Regions from separate parts of the Homo sapiens genome. Here all the other regions are linked to region 1. The links are chromatin loops, found by intact Hi-C in ENCODE. Cell type or tissue: gastrocnemius medialis. All regions are shown on one strand. Region 1 overlaps CAMTA1 (calmodulin binding transcription activator 1). Region 2 overlaps CAMTA1 (calmodulin binding transcription activator 1). Region 3 holds the start of LINC01672 (long intergenic non-protein coding RNA 1672). Region 4 overlaps CAMTA1 (calmodulin binding transcription activator 1).

Region 1 (5,000 bases):
AAGCCCCACACTCAAGTCAGCCTCTCCGTGCCCACCCTCTGCTGTCCTCCATGCCAGGTTGGAAGGGGGCTGCAGGCATTCTGGCAGGAGCCAGGAAGAGGGCTGGGACCCACCTGGAGATTCCAGGAACCTGCCCTGCCTGCTCCTCATGGCAGCAGCTCCTTCCCAAAGGGAAGGGTAAAAGGCAGAGGAAATCCTCTCCAGGAACCCCCAGCGCTATCGCTGCCTCCCCCATGACTCCCAGGCCCCGCAGATGCAGGCAGGGAGCCGGGCCTCTGCTCTCAGGGACCGAGCTGCTGTCTGGGCTGCCGTGGGGACACAGATGTGCTTCCTCTTATGCAACTCCAGGGTTTCTCACAAGTGCAAGTCAACAAGTGTCTGGCAAGGCTCCACCATGTGCCGGCACCAACACCTCAGCTGCAAAACAAGGAAACTTCTAGAGTCGTATTTCTTAACCCAGAGTCTACGGAAAGTCCTCACACAGTCCTGGAACATCCAGAAATGGTACACCCAGTACTTAGTGCATGCTGGGGACTGGCTTCCTCTGGGAGTGTGGCTACACTAAGCTCCGTGTGGCCTCCAACGCCTGCCCTCCTCGCACCTGGATGTGAGAAAGGAGGCCTGTGGCCCAAAGAGGTGCTGGTCCTGCTCTTGGCTGGCCTCTCGCCAGAGGCTGCTATAGGCCGGGGTTCCTTAAAAAGTATGGTCCTGGGGACCCCAGCACAAGAACCTAGCTTCATAAAAAACTCAGTGTCTGGAGCCCACTCCAGACCCAGGGAGTCAGAATGTCTGGGGAAGGGCCTGCCTTTCAGCCCCTCCCAGGTGGTTCTGAGGGGGAACCATTGTCTCTGCTCAGGCTTTCTGGGACCTTGGTGGATTCCAGGGTAAGACTGCAGCCGGCTCGGCTCCCTCTGAGCCCCAGAACTGGGTGGCCTGGGGGGCCCGAGCTCACTCCTGACATTCAGCCATTTGCTCCTATCCCAGAAGTCTCTGCTCAGAGGTAGTGACCCTGGAACACGCCTCTAAGTGAACACTGCTGGCCAGAAAGAGTCCCTCTAACAACACCCCCTCTCTCTCCCACCCGGGGCTGATCCCCCCACTCCTTACTGTGCCCACACCTGTAGCTCCATGGGGGAAAAGTTTTTGCAGCTCTCTTCCCTTCTCTCTCTCTTTTTTTTTTTTTTGAGGTGGAGTCTCACTCTGTTGCCCAGGCTGGAGCACAATGGCACGATCTTGGCTCACTGCAACCTCCACCTACTGGGTTCAAGTGATTCTCCTGCCTCAGCCTACCAAGTAGTTGTGATTACAGGCACCTGCCACCATGCCCAGATAATTTTTGTATTTTTAGTAGAAACAGGTTTCACCACATGGTCAGGCTGGTCTCAAACTCCTGACCTCAGGTGATCTACCTGCCTCAGCCTCCCGAAGTGCTGGGATTAAAGGTGTCAGCCACCATGTCCAGCCCTCTTCTCTTCTCTCTCTTCTTTTCTTTAGACAAGGTCTTGCTCTGTCACCCAGGCTGGAGTGCAGTGGCGCCATCTCAGCTCACTGCAGCCCTGAACTCCCTAGGTTCAAGTGATCCTTCCACCTCAGCCTCCCAAGTAGCTGGGGCTACTGGTGTGCACCACCACATCTGGCTAATTTTTCTATTTTTTGTAGAGACAGGGTCTCGCCATGTTGCCCAGGCTGATCTTGAACTCCTGGGCTCAAGTAACCCTCCTGCCTCGGCCACCCAGAGTGCTGGGATTACAGGCGTAAGCCACTACGTCCGGACTTTTAGGCTGGCTGCTGTCCTTCCTCGATGGGCTCTGGCTGAGCCTTAGGGATACCTGTTCCTAGTCAGGCTCGGAGCTCCCAGCCCGCCGTCCCCAGCCAGCCAGGTGATACTGGATCAGGATCGACTGAGCTGGAGAGGAAAAAAGGTGGGCACAGGCACCTCTCCCTAGGGTCTCCTGCTGCTAGTTCCAGCCCCACCCCAAGCCCCACCACTCCAGAATTACAGAGCAGGTCCCCAAACAGCCTCCTAGCACATCTCAGACACCAGGTCCAGAGGCGCGGGTGGGACAGGCCCCCGCCTGCAAGCTCCAGGTGGCCTGGACCGGGGAGTCAGGCTTCCCTGGGGCTCCCATCTCCGAGCGGGGCCGCTGCCACTGGCCACCAGGTGGCGCTGGTCGACCAGGAACGGCTCCGCGAGCCCCAGGAAGGAAGGCTTTGTTGATTTTCCTTCTTGATATTCTATAATCACCAGGATTACAATCTAAGCAAAAAACAAAACAAATAAACACAGCCCCCCCCCCTTCTGGATCTTTGGTCTTTGTCTGAAAAATTATGAGAAAACAAAAGGCGCACTGAACATACAACCCCAGGCTTGGGTACTGGCAACAGCGAGGGCCTCCGGAACAGAGGGAGGGAGGCTGGGGGTCTGGGGATCCTGGGCTCTGCGACCTCTCCCAGCCTGAGCTGGGTCCCTGGAGAGCAGGTGCTGGCTAAGCAGCCGCTCTGAGCAGATTTCTCTGCCACTGCAGCCACTGCTCAGCAATGAGGGGCCCGTTTGCAGCCACCCCATCCGAGGCCCGGTACTGGAAACGGTGTGGTGTCTCGGCAGCACTGCCTTACAGATGCTGAAGGCTGGCAGGACTGACACCCTGGCCCCTGGAAAACCAACAGGCTGCAGGTGAGGACCAGTGTGTTAGGGGAGATGGACTGTGGGGGCCATGACAGCACAAGCAAGCCCACACTTGCCAGGGCCTCCACCCAACTCAACAGGGCCTCCATTCACACTCACTAGGGCCTCCATTCCAACTCACTGTGGCCTCCACCCCACTCACCATGGCCTCCACCCTCACAGTCACCATGGCCTCTACCCAACTCACCATGACTTTCACCCTCACAGTCACCATGGCCTCCACCCTCAGTCACCAGGGCCTCTACCTCACCAGGGCCTCTGCTCACACTCACCAGGACCTCCTCCCAACCCACCAGAGCCTCCACCCAACTCACCAGGGCCTCCACCCAACTCACCACAGCCTCCACCTTCACAGTTACCATGGCCTCCAACCACTCACCAGGGCCCTCACCCTCACAGTCACCATGGCCTCCACCCTCAGTCACCAGGGCCTCCATCCGCCTCAACAGGGCCTCCAGTCACACTCACCAGGGCCTCCACCCAACTCACCAGGGCCTCCAACCACACTCACTATGGCCTCCATCCAACTTACCAGGGCCTCCACCCAACTCACCGTGGCCTCCACCCAACTCACCAGGGCCTCCACCCAACTCACCGTGGCCTCCAACCACACTCACTATGGCCTCCATCCAACTCACCAGGGCAGGGCCTCCACCCAACTCACCATAGCCTCCACCTTCACAATCACCATGGCCTCCACCCTCACAGTCACCATGGCCTCCACCTGCAGTCACCAGGGCCTCCATCCACCTCAACGGGGCCTCCGCTCACACTTACCAGGGCCTCCACCCAACTCACCATGGCCTCCACCCAATTCACCAGGGCCCCCACCAAACTCACCAGGGCCTTCACCTGCACTCACTATGGCCTCCACCCCACATTCAGGATGGCCTCCACCTCCACTTTCAACATGGCCTTTGTGGCCTCACATTTACTATGGCCTCCACCACCTGCCATGGAGGTGAGGTTGCTTTTGGAGGAAGTGTGGGGGTGGAGGTGCTGAATCCCCACACACTCGTGCCTGTGGATACGTCGTGTGCCCGTGCAGAAGCATGGAGGTGCACAGAGCACTTGTGTGGTGTGGGCGTAGGCCCTGGGGCTCTGCTGATTCCACAGCCAGCCCTCCTGCCGCCCGCCCAGTGCTGCAGAGGACACCTGCCCCAGAGGCCTGAGTACTCTGGCCTGATGCCAGCGGAGCTCTGGGGCTGGCAGGCAGGGTGGAGCTAAACCCCGAGGCGGCTGGGGGAGCTGCCTGCTGATTTCCGGGCCTTCGAAGCCTGCAGGAAGGCCTAGGACTTGCTCATGGCTGCAGGGCCATCTGGCCAGCCAGGGCACTCCAAGAGGAGCCTCCAGGTGGGAGAGCTGGGACAAGATCACCACACGGGAAGGGCTGTGAACACAGCTTAGAAGTCATGCCCTCGCCACTCACTCCGGATGGAACAACCTCACCAACAGCTTGCTGGGAAATGCCTGGCGTGCCATCCCCTCCTGGGCTGCCAGGAAATGGGCAGGGAAGAAAGCCACGGGTGCTCAGAGGGAGAGGATCTTCTCCGAGGAAACGGTTCCATCTGGCTTTCTGTAGGTTCCAGTGGAGCCAAGGGTGCAAGGTTTGGGGCATGGCAGTTTAGAACCACTGTGGCTCTGAGCAGCCCAAGATCACTGAGCAAGTTTCCTGCCAGCTTGGCAGGACAGAAGCACAGAGCCTGCCTGGCAGAGCAGTCGACTCCACTCAAAGTCATCTCTCAGTGGCTAATCTGGGAGGAGAGGACTCCCCCTTCAGCTCCTCACTCACACTATGGGGGTTTACTGGGTGCAAATCTGGTGCTCTCTCAGACCAGCTGCATTGGAACAGACCCTGGAATTTCCAGGATGAGACATACTAAGCTTTAGATCACTTGCGTACTGTAAACTCCAGGCCTCAGACGGCGCCTCAGACAGTCATTGCCAGGCCTTGGACTGAGATGGGCAATTCTGTGCACTATAAGCCAGAAAGCTGAAGCCCACAGGGGCACCCCAGGCTAAGCACAGCTCTACTCAGCCCTGAATGATTCACATGCAGAACCTCTTTCCCCAAAGTACGTTAGGATGGAACTACAAAGCAAAAAACGACACTTCCCAGACTCTCTTGCAACTAGGAGTAACCATATGACAAAATTCTGTCCAACGACACCAGAGATGAAATGATGTATGCAAGTTGTGGGCTTAAAGGGAAGGAACTCACCCTCCACCTTATTTTCTCCTCTTTCCACTGGTTGGAATGCAGTTGCAATGGCAGGAGCTGGAGTAGCCATTTTGGACCATGTAAAAGAAGGCA
Region 2 (5,000 bases), 600 kb after region 1:
GTTCAGGTACAAGCTATACTTCACCAGACTCTCTTACAGGAGTCTCAACAATTGAAGAGATTTATTCACTGGGTTTATGAAGAGGCTGCTTCCAAAGAAACATAGGAAGCCCATAGAAACAAGTATGAGTTTTTATTTTGGGGGATTTTTTTTTTTAATCAAAATGGCGGGATGTTAATGGGGAGAGGAGGCACTGCTGGCAGACAGGAATGGGAAAGAAAACCACAGGCGGGAAGAGGAGGGAGTGGGGGAGAGGACGTGAGGGGGAAAGATGCGCCAGGCAGGGGGGCAGGAGGACTGCACGCAGGGTAAGTTCCCTCCCCAAAGCAAGGGAAGAGCTGATGCCTCCTCGGAAGGTCGCCCAGAGAGGGGAGGGACAGGCTTCCTGTCTCTGGCTCATTCAGGCTCCAAATGCCAGGTCTCCAAGGTCGGAGAGGACGTCTCCTGTTTCAGCGCCACCACAGAATCTGCCCGCTAGAGGCCCCATCACCCATCTGCTAATCACGCATGTGCCTTCCTAGCCTCAGATGCTTATGGCCCTGCTGAAGGCCTGGTGTTTGTGCCATCGGTTACATGCAGAGGGGCATGATCTGGGTCCCAGTGGCACTGCCCTGCTTTCCCGGGGTCCCCAGTGGCACGGCTCTGCGTCCTCGGCGTCCCCAGCAGTACTGCTGTGAGTCCCCAGGGTCCCCAGCGGCACTGCTCTGAGTCCCCGGGGTCCCCAGCGGCACTGCTCTGCGTCTCTCTGGGTCTCCCCCATTCCCGTCTAGTCTGGGTGAGACCCTTGGCCAGTCCCAACCGTGTGTGAACAGGCCCAGCAGCTGTGGCCACAGGGTCCATGACACTGGGGCGCCTGCTCTGCAGCCCCAGCCATGCGCTGTGCATGCATGTGTGTGCATATGTGACACCCACGTGCCTTCTGCAGAGACATCCAGGAGAAATTCCCACTGAAGGGGATGGCGGCAGCATCTCCCGTAGATCACTGCTCCTGACCTCCGCTGGCAGCCCTAATGGCCCTCTGGAGGATCCAGGTAATACAGTCACCCTCCCCTAGACCTATATCCTCCAAATGTTCCCAGTGAGGAATGTGAGCTCCTGCATCCAGAACCACCCTCTCCCCTGGCTGCCTGGCCCCCTGCGGAGATCACATGCATCTCTAATTTCTCTGTGTTCCGGCAACTCGGGGATTTAGAGCTGGAAGAGAAACCAGTGCGTGAGCAGTCTCACAAAAGCTCTAGCCTGAGGGCCCGAGTATTTGCTAAATGCAAAGCCTGCCAAACTGCACCCCCAAGGCCCTAATGTTCTCCCGTGAGCCACCCACCGAAGACGAAAACAGCTTCCCTGGAACCAACCTTCAGGAGCCACTGCTAATAAAGGCAGGCGTTTCTTACGTTCTACTGAAAAACGTCACCATATAAGGAAGATGACCAACCAAAGAGGACAGGAAGGGTGGGTCTGAGAAAGAGTCGAAGCCATTCTGCAACGGGGTAAATGTTTTCCGCCGAGCCTCTGGATGAGAATTTTGATGGCTCACATTTCCCGGACACTAGCTGGAAAACAAGCCCTGTGCTTTTAAGCACCCGACATCATGCACCATCTCCTTTTAACACCAAATAGCTGTAGGTGGACAGCACTATTACTGACCCCACCTGACGGAGCAGGCACGTGCACACACACACACACAGAGACATGCACACACTCAAGTGCACACACAGAAAGGTAAGGCAGACAAGCCTAATTAACCTAAGAAAATCTAACCCCAGGTTGCTGCCAGAAATGGACTTTGAGAATGCAGCTCAGGGTGAGCGTAGGGTGGGGGAAAGAGGAGGGCCCCTGCCTCTGAGTGAGGCCCCGATGCACCCACCATCCTATGAAAGCAAGCCTGCCCAGAGGCCTGTGCCAGCGGCCTTGGCAGTCAAATGTTCCCTAAGTGGCCACCTGTCCCGTCCTGCCAGGCTCCACAGCTGGGCAGACCTTCCACAAGTGAGAAAGCTGGGGCTGCGTGTCCATGCCCCAGAGCACACTGCAGCACACCCAGGCCAGTGAAGAAACTTGGGGGGTGGTTTGGTTGATTTCATTTTGTTTTCTTGAGGCAACCACACATTGAAGACTCTCAGAAACACCTGCTTTCTACCTTATTACAGTGACCTCTGGTGGTCAAGAATCAGATATTGCACAGCCAAATTAGAATTAAATAGCTTAATTTCAAGCAACTCTAGGTAACAAACGCCTAGAGGTCCTTTAAGAGGTTCTGAGAAGAGCAGAAGAGAAGGAACTGTGAGTCGGGAGCTGCTGCCAGCCCTACTGAAGGGAGGAGACTGGCTGTCACCTGACCCTGAGCAAAACCCGCTAGGGCTTCTCAGATGATGCTTCCAGAGCAAATGCGAAAGGCCTCCGCGCTCCAACCTGGGGCGGCATCTCGGCTGCTGCTCCCCCTCCCCCGACCAGCTGGTGGCATCTCAATGCCAGGCTTAGAGGGCACGGGCTCAGGGAGGTTTTTAGCAAAAGCTTTCCCCCTGCCAGGGGACCTGCCATGAGCTCAGGGGGAGGAAGGGTTTCTGGAAGGCTTGCGATCTCAGCGCCACCACCAGCCCTGCTCCAGCTGCTCCAGGGCTGAACAGGGAGAGGCAGGGAAACTGGGCTCCTTTCCCCCCACTGGAATCACAAGTCCCAGCCAAGAGAAGAAGGTCGGCCAGGAACAAGAGGAAGAAACAGCGTTTCTGCCCACACTCCATGGTACACTGGGTACCCAGGCTATGGTGCCAGGGCAGCCCAGGGAAGGGGGACGAGGAGGCAAGAGAAGCAGCATCTGCTTTGGGAGTCATTCTGGAGACTGAAAGGAAAGATAAAATCCCAGGGGCCATGATCAATATCCCCTTAGCCCTAAGCCAGGGCAGCAGAAGTCAGAGGCTGGAGGAGGGGAATTCTCCTGTGGAAAACAAAGCTGAACAGGGTATCCTGGAACAAACCTTAGCACAAGCAAGCACCTCTATCACCCTATCCCCAAGGACACTCTCAAGACATTCTAGACAGATGCTTTAAACCCTAAAAACTCTCCAGGGACAAGCATCCAACAACCTCAACCCATTCTAGGAGCTTCTAGAAGCTTCCAGATCAGAGCATTCAGACGTTAACCCCTGCACACATTATTGCCACCACTTGGTCTGTCCATAGTGTGGAGGCTTCAGTCAAATCCCCAAACACTAATGACAGATCCTCCCAAGGTATCGAGATAGTCTAGGCCTTGCTGTTTTGAATATGAAGACAGACTGGTTCGCTCTCCTGATATTCTTTGGAATTCAAAACGGATGTAGAATATCAATATCGTCTCAATTTTCCTTTATCTACGAGGAGACGTCAGCAAACCTTTCTGCCAAGGATTGTACAAGGATCATTAAAAGGAAAATGTCCATGGTAATTGTGCCTTTATGCGTATTTCTTCACTCCAATATTCTATAACATAATAATGTTTCACATTTCTACAGAACTGTCTTTTCAGCATGTTTTCGCATTATGCTTAATTTCGTAAGAGTTTCTCAGCCCCACATAACGACACAGTTCAATGCAAAATCAGATATAAATCTAGCTTAAGAGACTCTCAACAGGAATTTCACTTAAAACTGTAAATGTTAAAAGATTCTGCCTCTGATTTATGTTCTGTTGTGTGTGTGTGTTTCAAACAGTGAGCTTCCCCAGCCCTCTTAGACAATAGATGCTGGCAAAGCCACAGCAGCCACAGCCCAGGCCTCGCAGGTCTGACTGGACTGGCTCTGAGCCCCTCTGCAGAGGAAGCCGAGAAGGGGACAGAGGGCAACCCTTCGGTAGAAGCTCCAGCTCCGGGGCCGTGTGGGGCCTCGTGTAGAAAATGAACCAAGGGTGGCTGACACCGTCGCCCGCACTGGCTTGGGGCCAACTTTTAGGGAGTCATTTTGCAGCTTTATCTCATTTCCCTGCTCCTCCAAAATGCCAGGGCAGCATAAGGGCCCTCCGCCTCCTGCGCCCACACGCACCTGTCTTAAAAAACAGAGGGAGGGCCAGGCACCATGGCTCATGCCTGTAATCCCAGCACTTTGGGAGGCTGAGGCGGGCAGATCATGAGGTCAAGAGATCGAGACCATCCTGGCCAACATGGTGAAACCCAGTCTCTACTAAAAACAAAGATTAGCTGGGTATGGTGGTGCACATCTGTGGTCCCAGCTACTCGAGAGGCTGAGGCAGGGGAATCGCTTCAACCAGGGAGGCAGAGGCTGCAGTGAGCCAAGATCGCGCCATTGCACACGCCAGCCTGGACCGCAGAGTGAGACTCTGTCTTTAAAAAAAAAAAAAAAAAGAGGGAGATCCATGGCCAAGGCAGAAAGTCCTAGGTCAGGGTTTTATTCTGTATTGTACCTGGCTGTGGTCATGACCTTGCACATGTCAAGGTGAAAAGATGACCCCTGACTCCCTGCTTACGGGTACACCTGGGAGACGGGCAAGCTGACAGTGCCAAGAGCTCATTTGGGAAGAAGCAGGCTGATGCCTTCAGGTGCTGTGAACTGTGAATTCTTGATGGAATTAATGAATCCAGAGGAGGCATTCATCCATTGTCTAAGCACATTTAAGACAATTTTAAAATGTGGATTATTTACATACTAGGCTCTAATGACTCCGAAGCAACCATTACAGTCCGTCACGTAAAGCCATATCCAAGCAATCTGATTGCACCGGATCACACGCATGCCGTGTTTAGACAACTTACAGTACACAAATTATTTACATCGTGAAAACATCTCTGTAGCCCTGGCATTACGCTATCAAGAGACAACACAGCAGCAGATTAAATTGAAATATGCTGGCAGCTTTTGAAACTTTCGACTTTATTCCAAAATGCTAAAAGCCAAAAAAAAAAAAAAATCACAGTTAGCGTGTCTAAAATTTCACTTGAAAGGTGGGGCTGTGGTGAGTTGCCACCCAAAAAAAGAAAAGTCGCCACTTTGCAATTGTAAAATCCATTTATTTAA
Region 3 (5,000 bases), 920 kb after region 1:
CTGGGGTCATTTACCCATGAAAGGCTTTGGTGACTGGTGGCTTTGAACATTTATTATACAAGTGTTCTTGGCCAGCTCTAGGTCATGAGCCTCATGATGGCCGACAGACTACACATTCTGGCCTCTCCTGCCACGGGAGTATCTAACCACTGTCCTGGTAAGACCCTTTCTTTTTCCAAGACACCTTAATCATCACAGGGTATAGAGCCCGTTAGTATCAAGTTTGGATTTAGCACTGGCTCTGCCCTGGCATTAGTTTGCTCCAGCTGCCCTAACCAAGTACCAAAGTCTGTGTGGCTTAAAACAACAGAAATCTCAGTGGGGCACATTGGTTCATGCCTGTAATCCCAGCACTTTGGGAGGCCAAGGCGGGAGGATCACTTGAGGCTAGGAGTTTGAGTCCGGGCAACATAGTGAAACCCCCATCTCCAAGAAAAATACAAAAAAAAATACACACGAAAAAAATTACAGGCATAGCATATGTGCCTGTAGTCCCTGCTACTTGGGAGGCTGAGGTGGGAGCATTGCTTGAGCCCAGGAGGTCAAGGCTGCAATGAGCCAGGATCATGCCACTCTACTCCAGCCTGGGTGACAGAGACTGATATATACATATATATATATATATGATATATATGTGTATATATATACACGTATATATGTGTGTATATATATACACGTATATATGTGTGTATATATATACGTATATACGTATATATACACGTATATATGTGTGTATATATATACATATATATGTATATATACACGTATATATGTGTGTATATATACGTATATATGTATATATACACAGACATATATATACATCTCATATATATACACACACACATATATATATATATATGACAGAACATATATATATTCTCTCGTGGTTCTGGAGGCTTGAAATCTAAACCCAGGCATCCCCAAGGCCATGCTTTCCCTGGTGGCTGTAAGGGAGGATCCTTCCTTGTCTTTGCAGCTTGCAGAGGTTGCCTCGACATCCCTCGACTTGCAGACGCATCATCACGCCCAAAAGGTGGCCGTCTCCTCCCTGTGTCTTCATATCATCTTCCCTCTGTGTGCACCTGTGTCCGAATTTCCCCTCTTTAAAAGGACACCAAGGCCGGGCACGGTGGCTCACGCCTGTAATCCCAGCACTTTAGGAGGCCAAGGCGGGAGCATCATGAGGTCAAGAGATCAAGACCATCCTGGCCAACATGGTGAAACCCCATCTCTACTAAAAATACAAAAATTAGCTGGGCGTGTTGACGGGTGCCTGTAGTCCCAGCTACTTGGGAGGCTGAGGCAGGAAAAACGCTTGAACCCGGGAGGCAGAGGTTGCAGTGAGCCGAGATCACGCCACTGCACTCCAGCCTGGCCACAGAGCGAGACTCTATCTCAAAAGAAAAAAAAAAGACACCAGTCGTATTGGATTAGGACCCACCCTAATGATTTCTTTTTTTTTTTTTTTTTTTTTTTGAGACAACATTTCATTCTTGTGGCCCAGGCCGGAGTGCAGTGGTGCGATCTTGGCTCACTGCAACCTCTACCTCCCAGGTTTAAGTGATTCTCCTGCCTCAGCCTCCTGAGTAGCTGGGACTACAGGCATGAGCCACCGTGCCCAACCTAATGATTTCAATTAAATTATTTCAAAGGCCCTATCTCCAAATACAGGCACATTCTGAGGTCCTGGGCATAGGACTTGCCTTCAACATAAGAACTGGGGGACCCAATTCAACCCATAACAGCCCTCAAAAGACTTCCCTCATATTAAATGCAGACCAGATCATTCCTAATATGATCAGTGTAGATCGGGGTTCTCAGCCTCGGCACAGTTGACATCTGTCCAGGCAATTTTTTGTTATGGGAAGCTTTCCAGAGCATGACATAGGGTATTTATTAATAGCAGGATCTCAGGCCTCTACCCGCTAGATGCCAGTAGCACCTCTCCCCTCCCTTGTAAGAACCAAAAATGTCCCCATTTATTCATTTATTGCCAAATGTCCCCTGCAAGGGGAAGAGCGCCCCCAGTGGAGAGCCACTGAATTAAGTGAAATGTAGGCCGACCTTAGAGAAGCATTGCAAGGGGACTGAACACAGATGAAGAGGTTAGAGCGCTCACACATCAGGCAGAGAATCTTCCCTAAAAGCGGCGGATTCTGTGAACCCCCTAAATGTCCAGATTCCTTCATGAATTTCAAGAGTGGTTATTGTGTGCCAAGTATATATCAGGCGCTGATCTGGGCACTGGAGGAAAAAAGAGAACAAGACATTTTATTTTTATTTATTTATTTATTTTGTTGTTGTTTTTTGAGATGGAGTCTCACTCTGTCACCCAGGCTGCAGTGTAGTGGCGTGATCTCGGCTCACTGCAAGCTCTGCCTCCCAGGTTCAAGCGATTCTCCTGCTTCAGCCTCCTGAGTAGCTGGGATTATAGCTGGGATTACAGGCGTCCGCCACCACGCCTGGCTAATTTCGTATTTTTAGTAGAGACGGGGTTTCGCCATGTTGACCAGGCTGGTCTTGAACTCCTGACCTCAGGTGCTCCACCTGCCTCGGCCTCCCAAAGTGCTAGAATTACACGTGTGAGCCACCATGCCTGGCCAAGAACAAGACATTTTAAAACCCCTGCCTTAAATATCATACATTTGAGTGGAGAAGACTGAAAATAAATAAGATAAATAAAATATGTAGAATGCTGGATCATCATATGTGTGAATGTGAAAAAAAAAAAAAACAAGGGAAGCAAGGAGGACAAGAAGTGCTGGGAGGATGAAAAAAAAGTGCTTTTTTTGTGTGTGTTAGATGGAGTCTCGCTCTGTCGCCCAGGCTGGAGTGCAGTGGCATGATCTCGGCTCACTGAAACCTCTGCCTCCCAGGTTCAATCGATTCTGCTGCCTCAGCCTCCCAAGTAGCTGTGATTACAGGCACGCACCACCACACTCAGCTAATTTTTGTATTTTTAGGAGAGATGGGGTTTCGCCATGTTGGCCAGGCTGGTCTCAAACTCCTGAGCTCAAGCAATCTGCCTGCCTTGGCCTCCCAAGGTGCTGAGATTACAGGCATGAGCCACCACGCCCAGCCTGGGATGCTGAGATTTTCCAGGGTGGCCCGGGCAGGGCTCACTGAGATGTGGGGACAGGCTGAGAATGGGGGAGTGGGCATCGAATCATGCAGATTCAGGAAGAGCATTGTAGCTGGAGGGAATAGCCAGGGCAAAGGCCCTGAGGCAGGAGTATCCCTGGGGAGTCTGAGGAACAGGAGGAGGCCTGTGGGGCTGGGGCAGCGTGGACAACAGGGAGAGGGTGGCAGATAGAGTCAGTGAGGGAGGGGCGGGAGACAGATGACGGAGAGCTTTCGGGTCATGGCAGAGACAGGCTGGCACCCTGAGAGTTATGAGGAGCCAGTGGAGCTCCTATGTGTGTGTGGCGGGGGGTGCGGGAGGTGGGGGGTAAATCATCCAACATTTAGCAGGATTCCTCTAACAAGGGGCTGAAGAAGTGCCAGGGCAGAAGTCCAGCTATGTGACTATTACTACATCCAAGAGAGAAACAGGGATCCACAGACTAGCGCGGTGGGTGGCGTGAAGTGCGGGGAGATCCTAGATGGATGTGTTTGACGGCAGTGCCAACGAGATTCGCTGATGTGCCAGACATGGGCTCTGAGAGAGCGGGGAGGTCTTCGGCTTCAGCAAACGGAAGACAGAGCCGCGATTAATTGAGACGAGGAGTCAGCAGAAGCAGCTGGTTTGGAGGGAATATCAGAACGTTTGCTATTTGTTTTCATTGGGGTGCAACAGACATAACATAAAATGTGCTCTTTTAGCCACTGTGAAGGGCACAGTTCTGTGGCCATTACTACCTTCACACTGTTGTGCAGCCATTGCCACCACCCATCTCCAGAACCAGGGCAGGAAGCCCGGGCACTTCGACACTGAGTTCCATAGTGGAGCCGGGTACAAGTTGGCCTAAAGATAGGGTTATAGCCAGCTGGGCGTGATGGCTCACGCCTGTAATCCCAGCACTTTGAGGGGCCGAGGCGGGTAGATCACCTGAGGTCAGGAGTTCGAGACCAGCCTGGCTAACATGGTGAAACCCCCATCTCTACAAAAATACAAATATTAGCCAGGCCTGGTGGCGGGCGCCTGTAGTCCCAGCTACTTGAGAGGCTGAGGCGGGAGAATCAGTTCAACCCAGGAGACAGAGGTTGCAGTGAGCCAAGATCACACCACTGTGCTCCAGCCTGCGTGACAGAGCGAGACTCCATCTAAAAAAATAAAATAAAGATAGGGTTGTCAGATGTCCCTCTTCTCCAGGGACAGACCAGATTCTAGCCATTGCCCTATAATTAATAGCGGCTCTTCTCACTCTGGAAAGTGTTCTAGTCTGGGTGATAACATGGCCACCCCTCTTACTCTGAAGTAAGAACTCCCAGGCAGCATCTCTTGTAAAGTAAAGATGCAGAGCTTCAGGGACTCAGAACCTCCACCTGCGCTCCTCCACTACAGGCACATCTCAGTTACTTGGACCCAGTTCAAGGATGGGTGAAGGCCTGTTTTTGCCAATGACTAAACAACCTTGGAGAAGTCTGTGCACATCGGTCGCTATGTCCTTGGTTCTGGCAGGAAGCAAATGTAAACTCCCAGTCGTGAGGGCAACCACATAGCCTTGGGTCTCCTTTCCTCCTCGACTCACTGGTTCTGACGCACTAAACAAATGATAAGCCTAGATTGCTAGTCTTTGGCTGTGATATCTCCTGCTAGAACTTCCATCTCTCCCACAGCCTACCCTGTGGGACCATCTGCTTCTTTACAGCAAATCTCACCTCACCTGTTGACATTTACATGCACATGCCAAAACTAAGAGAAAGCCTGAAGAATGTGGGACATGAGGAGCTGGGATGTTCCTGGGTCGCTCCACGCTTCATGAGTCAGGCAGGCTGGAATGTGGTTGAAAATCAGGGAGTTATGGATACACATTCCAAAGTCCCCGGTGACATGTTCA
Region 4 (5,000 bases), 420 kb after region 1:
CAGAGGTTGCGGTGAGCCAAGATCACACCATTGCACGTCAGCCTAGGCAACAAGAGCAAAAACTCCATCTCACAAAAACGAAAAACAATAAAACAAAGGGATAAGTTCACAGAAGCAAAGTAGCATCCTGTAAACTACTTATAAATGGGGTTGGTGTCCTGTAAAAGGGGTTGGTCCCACTAATTTGGGCGGACAGGGGCACAGAGACGGACAGAGTGACATTCTCCACAGCCTAGTTTATGATAGGAAGAGTGTGGAAAACCCCTAAAAATGGCTTCAGTTGGCCGGGCGTGGTGGCTCACGCCTGTAATCCCAGCACTTTGGGAAGATGAGGCGGGTGGATCACGAGGTCAGTAGATCGAGACCATGCTGGCTAACACAGTGAAACCCCGTCTCTACTAAAAATACAAAAAAATTAGCCAGGCGTGGTGGTGGGTGCCTGCAGTCCCAGCTACTCAGGAGGCTAAGGCAGGAGAATGGCGTCAACCCAGGAGGCGGAGCTTGCAGTGAGCCGAGACCGTGCCACTGCACTCCAGCCCGGGTGACAGAGCGAGACTCCATCTCAAAAAAAAAATAAAAAATAAAAAAGGCTTCAGTTAACTGCTTTGGTAAATGAATCACAGGATATTGATAGAATAGTAGATAGTTATTAGAAAAAATGTGCATATCTCTATTTGTTAACATGGAAAGAGCTCCATTATTTAAAAAAAAATTGCAAAATGGAATGCATGGTGAGATCTCATTTCTATAGAATTCTTCACTTACCCAGCACCTATATGTCTATGTGTACATAAGGAAAAGTCCGGAAGCATTGAGTTCTCTAAAACCTTGACCCTGGCTATCTCTGGGAAATGGGACTTCAGAGGATGTTTGTGAAGTTGGTTGCTTTTTGTTGTATCTTTCTGTGTGGTAAGAATGTTCTTCAATGAGCCTGTTCTATCTTTATCAGAGAGAAAGATGTTAATTTAAATGAAATTAAAGGACAGGGATTACAGCATGAACTCAGCAAGCATTCACGGGGCACCTGCTCTGCACCCAGTCCTAGGGATGTAAGGGTGATGAAACTCAGCCATTGCCTGGAACAGCCTGAAGGCAAGTGGAAATCACAAATAACAAGCAGATGATTGTAATTCCACGAGGGGCAGGCAATGAGGGTGAGGTGGCGGGGCGGGAATTTGAGGGGGAGGCAGTGAGCTTTGTGTCACCTCCTTTTACTGCAATAAACCTTGGCCTGCATGCCCCCTAAAAGTGGGTTCTTTGGAGGCACGTGTTTGGCCTCAAGGAAAGTTCTCATTGAGCAGAGTTAAAAAGCCCCTTTTGGATCCTCAGGGGATGTGGGGACAACTGAACTCAAAGCCAGAGAAGGCAAGAAGGAAACACCTGCCTCAAGGGGCTGTGGACAGGCACTGGGCTGAACACGCCAGGCCATCCCACATCTGCCATCCTAGGATACCCCCAAAAGGGGATGCTAGGATCCCAACCCCTGAGATGAGGAATCAGTGGCTCGGAAAGGTTCGCTGCTGGCAGGAACCCTGTAGGGATGAGCAGAGGAGCCACACTGGAACAGTCGAGGGGATGTGTTTCTGTCACTCACCATCTTCCTGCAGGGAGACTAGACCCTGAACTTCTGAGCTGGAAATGCCACTGTCGAGGGAACTCTGAGCCAACCAAAAGTCTATGATCATGCGCCTGTGACCTTCTCCAAAGAGGGACTGATGCAGAGAAGTGAACCCCCGAAATCCTGCTAAGTGTCTGAGCTTCCACCCTTTCCTCTGGGGTAGCTGTCAACCCCGCTGGCACATTGCACTGGGGTGCCGGCCTCGCCACTCTTGATGGGTTGTTGATGGACCCTCCCAGGTGTTCTCAGCAACACCCCACCCACAACCCCAGGAAAGGGAAGTTCCAAGGGAAATCCAATGCCTTAAATGAAGAATTCCCAGGGCCACTCGGAGAAAAGGCTCCCAGGATATTGTTGGTGGGGAGGGAAAGGGTGACAGTAGAGGTCTTTCTGGGTAATAAAAGAGATCTGCTGGCCGGGCACGGTGGCTCACGCCTGTAATCCCAACACTTTAGGAGGCCGAGGCAGGCGGATCACGAGGTCAGGAGATCGAGACCATCCTGGCTAACACAGTGAAATTCCGTCTCTACTAAAAAATATAAAAATTAGCTGGGCATGGTGGTGGGCGCCTGTAGTCCCAGCTACTCGGGAGGCTGAGGCAGGAGAATGGCATGAGCCCGGGAGGCAGAGCTTGCAGTGAGCTGCGATCGTGCCACCACACTCCAACCTGGGCAAAAGAGCAAGACTCCATCTCAAAAAAAAAAAGAGATCTGCCAAGATCAGTAAGAATTTGCCCCAGGCTCCAGTGCCCTGCCCAGCTGGCCCCTTACAGCCCCTTCCTGACTCTTCCTAGCCTCTCCTCCAGCCTCCTCATCTCAGTCAAGGAGACACTAGACGATGGGGTCAAGGCGCTTTCTGCCATCTGCTGGCTGCGGCAATAAGGATGCAGCTCATGTGACCCGAGACTCATCAGGGCAGCAGCCCATGCAGGTGGCAGCAAGGGAAGCTGAAGTGCGGTGGGCAGGGTGCCAACGGACCATCCAGACGACATGGAGCAGCTACGGAGCAGGGCCCTGGGGAGCGGGGCAGGGAGGCATATCCACCAAACACTCCCACATCAAGAGCCCCAGGTGGGCTTTCATCAGGTCCCCACTAACCCTAGAGCCTTGCCCTTAGCAATCAATGACACCAGCGGAGAGGCGCGGGTGTCACGCCTCCAACCTGGGACCCCGCTTGAGCAGGGACGGAATTCATGAGTTTTGTGCTCCTGTACAAAACGATGATGACATTTAAAAATAAAACCCGTACACAGCAGATTCCTGAAAAATAATAATAATAACCTTAATTTTAGCAAGTGGAAAATAGTTTCAGAAAACTGTTTTGCTCTTGGATCTCGTTGGGAACATGAAAACCTTCTCAGATTCAGCCAGCTGCTGGTTTTTCCACTTCCCTTTGGGTGGACGCTGAGCCATCCAGCTGTGGCGCCCTTGCCAACTGGGACGAGAGCCTGCAGAGCGGTGCAAATTTAGGCCATCCAGTGGAAAGCTCACCAAGCGCCTCGGCCACTGGGCACAGCCTGACCTTGAGCAGCGATTATGTTTCCAGCTAAGCCTGCAGCCTCTCCTGCAGTAAAAGGAGACTGACAAGACCTAAGGCCTCCACCTGGCAGAGCATCATTCTCCCTCCCATCGGGTGAGGTCCAGGATGGCTTGAGCACTCTGGCTTTATGTAAAGGTGCTACAAACGTTAAGGTGCCCCATCCTTTATACAACTGCATGTCATGTGGGTTCATGGTAGTGATTATGATTAAGATTAGTCTGTGGTCATTACACACCCAGAAGATCTCTGGTCATCTGGGGTGATCGAGTTATTCAGCAATCTTCCACCCCGCCCTCTAACAACTGCAGTGAAGATGGGATGATACCTTCGTTAAATATCCCATAGGCCCCAAGGTAAACCTGAGAACTAATAAATACATGTAAATACATCTAATAAAATAAAATTTGAGATTAAAAGGAATCTCGCTTGCATATTCATGAACCACGTGGAAACTCAAATGAGCTCTTCTAAGCTCCTTATTCATGGTGAGTCAGAGATTTAACACATGCTGGGAAGATTGCTTAGCAAATATAAGCCTGGCAATGGCACATGCATCCATGAATTCATCGGACAAGTATTTATTAACTGTCCCTTTGCATTACTATTTATGTTGCATATTCATCCCTCTTTGCAAACCCAGGGCCTCATATAAATGGCAGGCACTCACCTGTTGACGATGCTGGTGTTCTGAGGCCCTAGAAAGCACAACCCCTGGCCTCAGGTTGCTTATATCTGCTCAAGGAGGTAAGAGTCACTTCCTCTATGAAGCTTTCCTGACCCCTCAGGACCCTGTTAGGTGACCCTAGTATCCATTTCTCAAGACTCTCCCTGTTAGCACCTACCTCCCATCACACACTCACACACACATACACACACGCATGCATACACTCACACACATACGCACACAATCACACATACACATACTCACACGCACATGCACCTGTTCCATTGTCTCTATCCTCTCCTGCACTAAGTTTAGGGTAGGGAGACACTGAATCTGCTTTGCTCACCCTAGCCTGACATACACATGTAGGAAACATTCAGTACATCACTGGATGAATGAAGCAAGAAATGAATGGTTGGATGGGTGGGTGGGTGGGTGGGTGGGTGGATCAACAGGTAAGTAAAGGCAAGGCAAAGGCCTAAGTTGTGGCCCAAGGAAAGATGTATGAGGGGGTGGCCCGCAAGGGCGAGAGGAACAAGAGCGTTGGTCATCAAGGGAAGAAGATCAAGAAAAAAAGGTTTGAGATCTTAAGGACAGTGAAGACTTGGCATTGGGTGAGTTGGTATTTTCTGGTCATTTCTGTGCCACACAGGGTGCCGGGCACCTCATGAGCATCACCCCGGATCCTCACAGCTGCACCTGAGGCAGATATACCCACGTAGAAGAGGAAGCTAGGCTTAGCAGGATAAGCTGGCACCACTGCAGAGCTGGCACGCGGCGAAGCCAGGATTGGAGACCAAGTGGGCCTGACCCAAGCTCTCTCCATGAAGACCAATGGGCATCCTCTGGCCCAGGGACCATTGCCATCAGGTGGGACCGTTGCCATCAGGAAAGAAGAGAGCGTGCTCCAGGAGGCAGCTCTGGGCAGTGCAGAGGGATGAAACAATCAATATGGTGGCTGGGCCCCTTGGAACAAAGAGAAAGGGCTGGGGCTGTCTAGGGAGGACTCAGGACTCATGACCCACTCCTGCCCACAGAAACATAACTCACTCTCCGCCTGAGCACAGCCACTATGTCATGGGGTGATGTAGAGCCAGGGAGGGAGGCAAGGACACGTTCCTAAATAATATCCTATTTTGTAGTCAACAGTCAGGCAAGAGGAAGGGAGAAAGAGGAGGG

What was found. Hi-C counts contacts between places; a loop is a spot of excess contacts. Peaks named below come from ENCODE experiments on the same cell type or tissue, not always from the same donor. Only the 100,000 strongest peaks of a DNase experiment are listed, where the experiment ranks them.
Region 2: it touches region 1 in a loop (13-fold over the local background); 71 of 110 quality-filtered maps call a loop at or near these places.
Region 3: it touches region 1 in a loop (8-fold over the local background); 54 of 110 quality-filtered maps call a loop at or near these places.
Region 4: a loop joins it to region 1, with 20 times the contacts of the local background. A loop is called at or near these places in 46 of 110 quality-filtered maps.

Annotation. Positions count from the first base shown.
Region 1 is chr1:7,644,576-7,649,575 of GRCh38, reverse strand. The region is part of intron 7 of CAMTA1 (calmodulin binding transcription activator 1); the gene reads right to left. Among named protein-coding and RNA genes, the nearest start is that of VAMP3, 120 kb to the left of the region's middle. In gastrocnemius medialis, CTCF peaks have their summits at 1,944 and 2,149 (motif pointing right); DNase peaks (open chromatin) are centred at 375, 3,896 and 4,171; H3K27ac peaks cover 1,671 bases.
Region 2 is chr1:7,040,054-7,045,053 of GRCh38, reverse strand. The region is part of intron 3 of CAMTA1 (calmodulin binding transcription activator 1); the gene reads right to left. Among named protein-coding and RNA genes, the nearest start is that of CAMTA1-AS3, 28 kb to the right of the region's middle. In gastrocnemius medialis, a CTCF peak has its summit at 2,158 (motif pointing left); no DNase peak of the experiment used is centred here; H3K27ac peaks cover 2,059 bases.
Region 3 is chr1:6,724,677-6,729,676 of GRCh38, reverse strand. It overlaps LINC01672 (long intergenic non-protein coding RNA 1672), which reads right to left and starts at 4,932. Exons shown (of 2, transcript NR_104620.1): 1 at 4,827-4,932. In gastrocnemius medialis, a CTCF peak has its summit at 2,028; no DNase peak of the experiment used is centred here; H3K4me3 peaks cover 440 bases.
Region 4 is chr1:7,222,415-7,227,414 of GRCh38, reverse strand. All of the region lies in intron 4 of CAMTA1 (calmodulin binding transcription activator 1), which reads right to left. Among named protein-coding and RNA genes, the nearest start is that of CAMTA1-IT1, 140 kb to the left of the region's middle. RefSeq lists enhancers at 2,086-2,586, 2,587-3,087. In gastrocnemius medialis, no CTCF peak of the experiment used is centred here; no DNase peak of the experiment used is centred here.